2 separate regions of the Homo sapiens genome follow, and region 2 is linked to region 1. The links are chromatin contacts, found by Hi-C or POLR2A ChIA-PET in ENCODE. All regions are on one chromosome and are shown on one strand. The core of a region is the stretch at or near the end of the contact, and the rest is flanking DNA. Distances in the headings are between cores, read along the strand shown.

What was found. Hi-C counts contacts between places; a loop is a spot of excess contacts on that map. ChIA-PET counts read pairs that join two places held with the same protein, here RNA polymerase II (POLR2A). Pooled maps may share reads with other maps.
Region 2: a map of Panc1 shows a loop between it and region 1 (3-fold over the local background). The contact joins the promoter of LEUTX here to the promoter of MAP3K10 in region 1. A Hi-C loop is called at or near these places in 1 of 168 maps with a recorded cell type or tissue (Panc1) and 6 of 50 pooled maps. POLR2A ChIA-PET finds 5 or more read pairs at or near these places in 3 of 52 experiments (GM12878, H1 and Panc1).

The regions. Positions count from the first base shown.
Region 1 is chr19:40,188,554-40,193,820 of GRCh38, forward strand. It overlaps MAP3K10 (mitogen-activated protein kinase kinase kinase 10), which reads left to right and starts at 2,873. Exons shown (of 10, transcript NM_002446.4): 1 at 2,873-4,160. The coding sequence starts at 3,479. RefSeq lists an enhancer at 2,101-2,340 and silencers at 2,501-3,000, 3,271-3,570.
Region 2 is chr19:39,776,261-39,781,100 of GRCh38, forward strand. LEUTX (leucine twenty homeobox) reads left to right here and starts at 2,594. Exons shown (of 3, transcript NM_001382345.1): 1 at 2,594-2,667. The coding sequence starts at 2,661.

The sequences.
Region 1 (5,267 bases), core at 1,623-4,122:
TGAGATGAATCACCCCATAAATGATTGGTAAACAGAGTAATGATGTCAGCATAACACAAGCATGTTGGTTAACATGCAATTTTCTCCAGGAAGTTAACATTTTGAAGCAATCAGGGCCAAGCTTTCTCACAGTTAAAGGGGAAGCCTTAGTACTAAAAGAAGATCTTCAGAGGAAAAAGCTGCAAATCTACAGAAGTGTCTTCCTTTGGATCCACGGTGGCTGGTTTAGTGACTTCAAAGACCACCATATTTGTCACAGTGTTATGCCTATGGCAAATCCATGAATGCAGATGAAGAAATTGCAAATATATTTCTCCCATATTAAAATAACAGATTAATGAAAAAGATCACACCTTGGATCACATTTCGAGTTTTGATGAAAATGATCCCCATCAATAGTTAATATCTCCAACCAGCATCCCCAAAGAGGAAGCATAAGCCCCACCTTCAAGGCTGCAAAGTGCTGCTGAAAGCAAATGCTCATGGAAATTTACCTATTCTAGTGTTTCTATTAGCATCATTATTGGTTTTGTAGCACTCTGAATATAAAGTTGTATACAAGAGGCCGGGCATGGTGCCTCACACCTGTAATCCCAGCACTTTGAGAGGCCAAGGCGGGCGGATCACGAGGTCAGGAGATCGAGACTATCCTGGCCAACATGGTGAAACCCTGTCTCTACTAAAAATACAAAAATTAGCTGGGCATGGTGGCGCCCACCTGTAATTCCAACTACTCGGAAGGCTGAAGCAGGAGAATCACTTGAACCAGGGAGTCGGAGGTTGTGGTATGCCAAGACCGTGCCACTGCACTCCAGCCTGGCAACAGAGTGAGACTCCATCTCAAAAAAAAAAAAAGTTGTATACAGGTTTTTATTTTTACTTTTTTTTTTTTGAGTCAGGGTCTCGCTCTGTCTCTCAGGCTGGAGTGCAGTCAGTGCCACAATCACAGCTCACAGTAGCCTCGACCTCCTGGGCTCAGGTAATACCCCTATACCTCAGTCTCCCGAGTAGCTGGGAACACAGGTGCACACCACCACACCCGCCTAATTTTTTATTTTTTTGTAGAGACGGAGTCTCCCTATGTTGCCCAGGCTAGTCTGAAACTCCTGGACTCCAGTAATTCTCCCTCCTCGGCCTCTGAAAGTGCTGGGATTACAGGCATGAGCCACCGTGCCCAGCTAGTTGCATATATTTTGAGCAATCTGTCTCTAACTCTATTTTTTCCATGAAGTCTTGTTAATTTTAGTGCACCGTTTTGAAGAACTGAAGGTTTTTTAAGAATGCATATAGCAGGTTATAGCAGAAACACTTATACTCAGAATGAAGCTGGGGCTCTCTCTTCCAACAAGCATTTTTGATATGCTCCGAGTGTCCCTGCTAGGTAGCCAGGAGACCAGGTAACCCACTTCCCTCTGACAATGGAACAATTCCCCAAGGACCCTGAGGGGCAGTTCTCTGGAGTTTGGGCACTAGAGTCCCTCTTATTTCCTCTTCTTCTCTCCTCCCTCTAGACCCCATACCACTCAGGAGAGGCCAAGTAAAAAGACCCAGAATTTTGCCTCTTACAAGCTTAGAGATCTTGAAGAAGTCACTGAACCTCTGCGGGACCTACTTTCCTCATTCTTTAAATAGAAAGGCAGTGGGTTTTTTGTTTGTTTGTTTTTTGTTGTTTTTTTTTTTGTTGTTGTTGTTTTTGTTAATCGTGGCGATGGTTATTTATTTATTTATTTATTTTGAGACGGAGTCTTGCCCTGTCGTCCAGGCTGGAGTGCTGTGGCGTGATCTTGGCTCACTGCAACCTCCACCTCCCAGGTTCAAGCGATTCTCCTGCCTCAGCCTCCCGAGTAGCTGGGATAGATTACAGGCGCACACCACCACGCCCGGCTAATTTTTTTTTTTTTTTTTAAATAGTAGAGACGGGGGTTTCACCATGCTGGCCAGGCTGGTCACGAACTCCTGGCCTCGTGATCCGCCCGCCTTGGCCTCCCATAGCGCTGAGATTACAGGCGTGAGCCACCGCGCCCGGCCTGGTTGTTAATTTTTAAAACTGCCTTTCATTTTTGCTTTGCCATTTATAGCTCTGTAGCCTTGCACAAATGACTTCACTTCTCTATGAGTCATCTGTAAAATGGGGCTCTTTGTGAAGACTTAACGATACCACGTGTACAAAGCACTGAATACAACATGCACATTAAGCTCCCCGAAATTGAAACTCCTATAAAATAGGAATCGGGGATTCTCAAGAGCAGGAGTTCTGACTTCAGCAGAGGAACCCAGAGCTGGTGGGGAAAGCAGACGTGGCTGTGACATCCCCAGGGACACTAAACACATCCTCCCAGCCCCATCTTCCCCGCAGAGTCCCGCCACCGGCCCGACCCCTAACTTGCTCCAACCACCCGCCGACGCCCGCAGCCCGCTGTTTGGGGGCCGCCCCCTGCAGCGCCAGGTCCCCGCGCGGACTACAGTTCCCAGCGTACATCTCGGTCGGGGGGTCCGAGGGGCCGTCCTGCCTCAGGGATAAGGTCCAGGCTGCGTTCGCGGCTCCGGGCAGTCACAGTCATGCACGCAGCTCCTATTTTTCGCGTTGCTAATCGCGTCCGTTGCAGTCCAACCCATCCTGGGCCGCGGCCCCCACAGGGTCTGTGAGGAGCGCTTCCCCCCGCCCCGGGCGCCCGCTACGCCGCGTCCGAAGGAGGGGCCGAGGCCGGGCTCATCTCCCCGGGAGGACTCCTTCGGCTTCGTGGGGTGTCATGTCCATTGCGGCCCGAGGCTGGCCGCGGGGCTCTGCTGGAGGGCGCTGAGAGCCGGGCCCCGAGGCCGCACGGCCGGAGACTACAACTCCCAGGAGGCACCGCGGCGGCGGCGCCCACACGTCACTCGGGCCCCGCCGGTGGCCCGGGGAAGCAGCACGGGCGGGGGGCAGGGGCTGGGGCCGACCGGGAGGCCGGTGCCAAGGATGGGGGCCGCCCGGCTGCCCCGCGCGTGAGGAGGCCGAGGGGCGCGCCACCCCGGCCCGGGGCGGCCGCCCCAGGGGCCCCGCCACCCCCGCCCGGCCCGGCAGTCGTGGCCCGGGATGCGGAGCCGGGGGCCGCCGGTGGAGCTGCGCGGGGTGAGCGGCGCGGGGAACGGGGACTGCCTGCCGCCCTCGCCCTCGTCCCCCACCGGCGGACCCCGGCGGGCATTCGAGAGCCGCGCGGCCAGGCCCTCTTAGCCCTCTGCCGTTTGGGGGGCACGGGTGAACCTGCCGCCCCACTCCCACCCCGCCCCGCCCCGCCCGTACAGCCAAATCGGAAGGGACGAGCCTGCCCTTTGAAAGGGTTTTTTTTCTTGCTCCTGCGGAGGGCGCCCCAGCCATGGCCCTCAGGAGCTCCCTAGACCCCGCAGGGACTGCCCTCCATCCCGGCCGCCGGGGCCCGCCCTCTGCATCCCGCGGGCAGCCTGTGTGAAGCGGCCTCCCGCAGCCCCCGGCCCCTCCCCCATGGAGGAGGAGGAGGGGGCGGTGGCCAAGGAGTGGGGCACGACCCCCGCGGGGCCCGTCTGGACCGCGGTGTTCGACTACGAGGCGGCGGGCGACGAGGAGCTGACCCTGCGGAGGGGCGATCGCGTCCAGGTGCTTTCCCAAGACTGTGCGGTGTCCGGCGACGAGGGCTGGTGGACCGGGCAGCTCCCCAGCGGCCGCGTGGGCGTCTTCCCCAGCAACTACGTGGCCCCCGGCGCCCCCGCTGCACCCGCGGGCCTCCAGCTGCCCCAGGAGATCCCCTTCCACGAGCTGCAGCTAGAGGAGATCATCGGTGTGGGGGGCTTTGGCAAGGTCTATCGGGCCCTGTGGCGTGGCGAGGAGGTGGCAGTCAAGGCCGCCCGGCTGGACCCTGAGAAGGACCCGGCAGTGACAGCGGAGCAGGTGTGCCAGGAAGCCCGGCTCTTTGGAGCCCTGCAGCACCCCAACATAATTGCCCTTAGGGGCGCCTGCCTCAACCCCCCACACCTCTGCCTAGTGATGGAGTATGCCCGGGGTGGTGCACTGAGCAGGGTGCTGGCAGGTCGCCGGGTGCCACCTCACGTGCTGGTCAACTGGGCTGTGCAGGTGGCCCGGGGCATGAACTACCTACACAATGATGCCCCTGTGCCCATCATCCACCGGGACCTCAAGTCCATCAACAGTAAGTGGTGTCCTCTCCCCAAAATTCCTTCCACAGAACCTCTCAAGGCCAGGCCTAGGTGGTGGGAAACAGGGTGAGGGACACCAGATGACACTGTGCCTGGAGTGAGAAGGGGCAGCAGTATGATACCTTCAGGGTGAAGGTGAGGTAGGCCTTGCCTGCCTTAAGGGAGAAAAAGGAGGCTCAGAAAGGTTGAAGGACTTACCTGCCTCCCAGGCTGCAGAGTCACAATCGCTCAGTAAACATGTATCCATGAACACCTGCGTTCCCTGCATGAACAGGACAGATGCAGTGCCTGCCTTCAAGGTGCTTGCCATCCAGCCATGCTGCCAGAGTCCACCAGGCAGAGACAAAAAGAGCCTACCCCGTCTGGAGTCAGTGTCTCTCAACCCCAGCACTATTGGCACTTGAGGCCAGATCATTGTTGTAGGGGCTGTCCTGTAAATTGTGAGTTGCTTAGCGGCATCTTTAGCCTCTTCCCACTAGATGTCATTAGCATTCCCTGCCCCCTCTCCCCAGCTATGACAACCAAAAGTGTCTCCAGGCATTGCAAATGTCCCCTGGGGGGCAGAATCACCCCCAGTTGAGAACCATTTCCTGGAGTCTTCATAGGCCGAGCTGGCCAAGGCAAACTGGAAAAGATGAGGGAGGAATTAAATTGATGTGGCTTATATAAAAGCTTCCAGGCTGCCTGATAGGTTCTCCAAAGTTGATTGGTTGGTTGAATAAATAATGGAGCCAGGTAGAAGGGAACATTCTGCAAGACTCATTTCTAGATGGAAGAGCTTCATGTGGTGTCAACAAGTATTAATTGAGCACCTATTAAGCAGGAGCCCAGCTGGGAGTAAGACAGCCATGGTTTCTGCCCTGACAGTACTCACAGGCTAGCAATTTCATTCATTCATTCCACAGATATTTCCAGAGTGCTGTGTGCCAGACCCTGTCCCAGGGATACAGCAAGAAAAAAAAAATCTTACATTCCTGGCTCTCCCATTCGTGCTGTGCCCCATCTCACTCCCTTTCATTTCTTCATTCATTTGTTCATTCTTCCATTTGGTATTTACCAGGCCAGATCATGTGCTAAGCAAAGGCATCAGCAGTGGAGAA
Region 2 (4,840 bases), core at 1,344-3,843, 410 kb before region 1:
AGCCACTTTCCCCCAGGGAGAGTCCAATATTTTATTCATGTCTCCTAAACTCTTATAATGAGCAACTACCATGGGCCAGGTCCTGTGCAGGGCTCTGAGGATCACAGGGAAAGACCCACAACCTCCCTCATGGAGACCAACATTCCCAGAAAACCCACGCAAATAAACATAGCGAGGTATGGTGAAGCTCCGGGAGTGCTGCCGCACCACACAGAAGTTCTGACCTGGCCTGGGGCGTATGAGAGAAGCCTTTGATGAGAAAGTAGGGAATGAGGCCTCTGAAAGTAAGGGGAGGGTGTGCTCCAAACAAATGCAACAAAAAGAGAAACTGTAACTGCACACGGTTTTCAGCCTCATGCCTCCGTGGAACCTGCCTGTCAGGCGGGCACCTGGAATCTCAAGCAACTTTCTCAAGGTGAGGCGATTTTTTTCTTTCATTTCTCAAGTAGCTTGTGGTAAGAAAAGTGAGCTGAGACTGGGTGCAGTTGCTCATTCCTGTAGTCCCAGCTGCTTGGGAGGCTGAGGCGGGAGGATCCCTTGAGCCTGGGAGGCGGAGGTTGCACTGAGCCGAGATCACACCACTGCCTGGGTGATAGAGCGAGACCCCATCTCAAAAAAAGAAAGAAAAAAGGGAAAGAAAGTGAACTGAGTGTTCTGTGTCTCCCAAGGCCCCTTGAATGGCTTTGTCCTTCACTTGGAATAAAATTCAAACTTCTTCACCTTGCCCCGACCTTGGTTGGCCTTTCCAGTTTGAGCTTTTCCCGATATTCCTCTCCCACAACACACCTCAACTACAGTGGCCTCTTATCTGCACCTCAGACATGAAAAGGTTTTTCATGTCTCTGGGCCTTTGCACTTGATGTTCCCTTTGCTTAGAACACTCTTCCCTCTCCTTCAGTGAAAATGATACTTCCTCAGAGACATCTTACCTTACCTTAAAACTACTGCACATCCTCTGAATCAGTGCTGTTGGTGGCATTCATAACACCAGTAGTATCATAATCAGAACTGCGTATTGTCTTGTTTCCTTTTTTATTTCCTGCTTCCCTCCCTAGAATGCCAGCACTTGGGAAGGCGGCAGTGAGTTCTATTTTTGTAAATCCCAATTTCCTAGTCACTGGAACAAATCTTAGCAGAGCAGGCATTCAAATAATTAAGCAAACAAATGAAGAAGTGTCAGGGGTGTTTTAACGTTAAGTTCTGCAAAATTCCCTGCTATTGGGGAGGTCATACCCTTTGAATATATCACTCTCTTTCCATCCTCATTAGTGTCATAGGGCAACTCCAGGGACTGATTCTAACATTTAAACGGAAAATTTGAGGCCCACTTTATCCTTTCCGATAGGATTTGGGAGTTTCTACCCTTGACTGTGTTAGAAGTGTTCCTGAATTTTATTCCTGTAAAAGACATAGATGGGGCCAGGTGCAATGGCTCACTAGCACTTTGGCAGGCCAAGGCTGGACGATCTCTTGAGCCCAGGAGTTGAAGGCTGCAGTGAGCTATGATGGCACCACTGCACTCTAGTCTGGGCAACAGAGTGAGACCCTAAAACAAAACGTAAAAAGATACAGATGGGTCCTTCAATCATTTGGCCTTCAGGCTACCTGCAATGTTCCCAGAGACAGAGTTCTTTCGCTAGTCCAAGACTTTTCCAAACCAACCTGGTGGGGGTGTGGAGGTTGCGGGAGAGGACAGAGTTGAGGGGTAGTATAAGATGGGCCAAGACCAGAGTCCCATCTCTGCTTCAGAAAGCTTGGGTCCACATTGAGTGTGGGGAGGCCATATCTCATGGATAGAGACTAGATCTGTCTAGTGAATTACACTCACCCCACAAATAAGACCCATCATGGAGAAGAACGTTAGGGGGAGGAATAAATAAATGAGTTAATAAGGTGCCTGAAAGGTGGAGTAAATGAGTAACAGAGGGACAGAGAGAGGGATGCTCAGAGGAAAGAAAGAAGCATGATTCTTTTAATGCAATTTATATTTTAAGTTTCCTTGCTGAAAACTCGTTATGGGCTCCCCAGCTGCCCCCAAATCCATACTCAAGAGAAGATACAAGATCCCCTATGGTTTAGGCTCTGCCAAGTTCTTCACTGTCATCCATTGCTGTCTCAACTGGAAGAGGTTGAACCGAGATGGGCGGGTGAAGGGCTTAACTCCCATCATCCCAAACTCCTAGCAGGATGCCTCCTGCTGCACTCCGGGTCTCACTGGAAGCCGTCCACGCACAGGGCACCTCCTTCACCTTCCAGTTTGAATCATCTTACCAACTTATTTTTCTCTCAGCGCCTTGTTTATTTACTCATTGATCCCAAGTGACATTTTTGAACATTTTATCCATTTTCAGTTCGCTCCACTTTCTTTTGTTTTCTTCCACTCTCTGGAGTCAAGGATCAGTCTTTTTTTTTTTTTTTTTTTTTAAACATAGTTTTATTCCCAGTGCCCTACACAGCATCAGGCATATAATAGGTTCTAAATAAACAGATATTGAATGGATTATTGGAGGGCGTGGTATTAGGGTAGGACAGGGTGGGGACATGATTACATTAAAATTCTGCTTAAATAAGCGGGTCTTTTAGCCCAGCAGTCACATAGACTCAGCTCAGGAGCTCTGCAGCACACAGCTGATCGAACCCACTCATTTCTAGAGGACACCATGTTTGGTAAGTTGGGCGAAGGCAAGAGGCTGGGGTTTCAGTGATTGGGTTGCAGACAAATCAAGTGAGAGGTGTGGGACCTTGTGGTGGCTTCTTAGAAACCACTGGGTAAATTTAGAAACCACTGGGTTATACCAACAAGGATTGTTTGAAAAACACTTTGCAAGGGATTCTAGTAACTTAGGAATTTGTTTCTCCACATCTCTTTTTTAAAGAGATGGGGTCTTGGTATGTTGCCCAGGCTGGCCTCGAGCTCCTAGGCCCTAGTGATCCTCCCACCTCACCCTCAGGAGTAGCTGGGACTTATAAGTGTGTGCCACCATGTCCCGCTAATTTTTAAATTTTTTGTAGAGACAGGATCTCACTCTGTTGCCTAAGGTCGTCTTGAACTCACATCCTTTTTAATGCCTGGTAACTTTCATACTTTTTAAATGTCAGTCCATTGATGGGTATAAAATAGTATGTGATCTTTAATTCCCATTTCTTTACTAACCCGTGTGATTGAATCTGTTCACTCTATTTTAAAGGCCATTCTGTTTTTCCCCTATGCTAATTTTTATATTTATATCATTTCCCAGTTTTTAGTATGTTTTTTTTCTTGAGGCTTAGTAGAATATTTTTGTTGTCTTCTAGACACTAATAATTTATCTCTTATATGTGTTGCAAATATATTCTCCCAGCCTGGCTTGTGTTTTTCAATTTACTTATGAGTACCGTTGTACAAATATTCTAAAAGTTGTCATTGTGATATTTATCAACATTTTCCTTTTATAATTGTACTTGTAAAACGTAGTTTAGAAGTATATTACTGGCTGGGCATGGTGGCTCACACCTGTAATTCCAACACTTTCAGATGCCAAGGCAGGCGGATCTCTTGAGGCCAGGAGTTCAAGACCAGCCTGGACAACATGGCAAAACCCTGTCACTACTAAAAATACAAAAATTAGCCAGGCATGGTGGCATGTGCCTGTGGTTCCAGCTACTTGGGAGGCTGAGACACAAGAATTGCTTGAACCTGGGAGGCAGAGGTTGCAGCAATCTGAGATTGCACCGCTGTACTCCAGCTTGGGCAACAGAGCAAGACTCTGTCTCAAAAACAAAAAAAGTGTATTTCTTGGCTGGGGACATAAATGTAATTTTAGTTACATTTTATTTTAACTTCTTAAAATGATTTGATTCTAATAGAAAAATTATGCATCAACAAGCTCACTTATCAAAACTTGTACCTGGCTCTTCTAATACATTTTCCTATTGTTTAATACTAAACTTACAAAAATACTAATTAGTCGATTTTACATATTGACCTCTCAGCTTGGTAGATGATTTTAAACTCAAAGCCACATCCTTCCTCGATTTTACCTCCTATAACTTATCAATGTGCAGTGTTGCTTTTCTAAAGACCAGTAGAATTCTAATTACCATTCCTTTGATGGAAATTCTACTTCCCTTTAGAAGCTTCTGGAAATTTCTATATATTCCTGGTATTCTGATATTTTTGCAACAACGATCCTTTTGTTCATTTATTGTGCTCATCGTGGAATGTCTTCATTCTGGAAACCCCTGTGCCTCATCTCTCAAATCTTGAATTTTTTTTAATAAATACTTTCATGATACTCTCTGAAACATTTTTTAGTCAGAGATATTTTTAGTCACATAAATATTGCTAGTGCTGGACATCCCTGAGCAGAGATCTTATTTTTTTCCGACCTTTTCACTCTTTTTGTCCACTTTTGTATACTTTTTCTACTTCCTGGAATAGCTTTGTCTTCCAACTCTTCTATTATTGCCTAAGGGTTTCTTTTTAGCTACTGATTTCAAAGAACATTTGTCTTATCAGATTTTCCTTTCTTTTCAAGACTTTCTTGATGTATGAGTGCAATATCTTTTATCCGAGCATATTAATTTTAACATTTATAGATTTTCTTTTTTTTTGTAATTTTTTTCTAATTGTTTTATATTTTTAGTAGAGATGGGGTTTCACCATGTTGGCCAGGCTGGTTTTGAACTCCTGATCTCAAGTGATTCACCCTCCCTGGCCTCCCAAAGTGCTAGTATTACAGGCATGAGCCACCGTGCCCAGCCTTATTTCTTTTCTTAAGAAAAAATGTGGTTATTTGCTGCTTTCCTCCTCTTCTTTCTTTTTCTCTTCCACTTTCCCTTTCTTTTTTCTCTCTTTCTC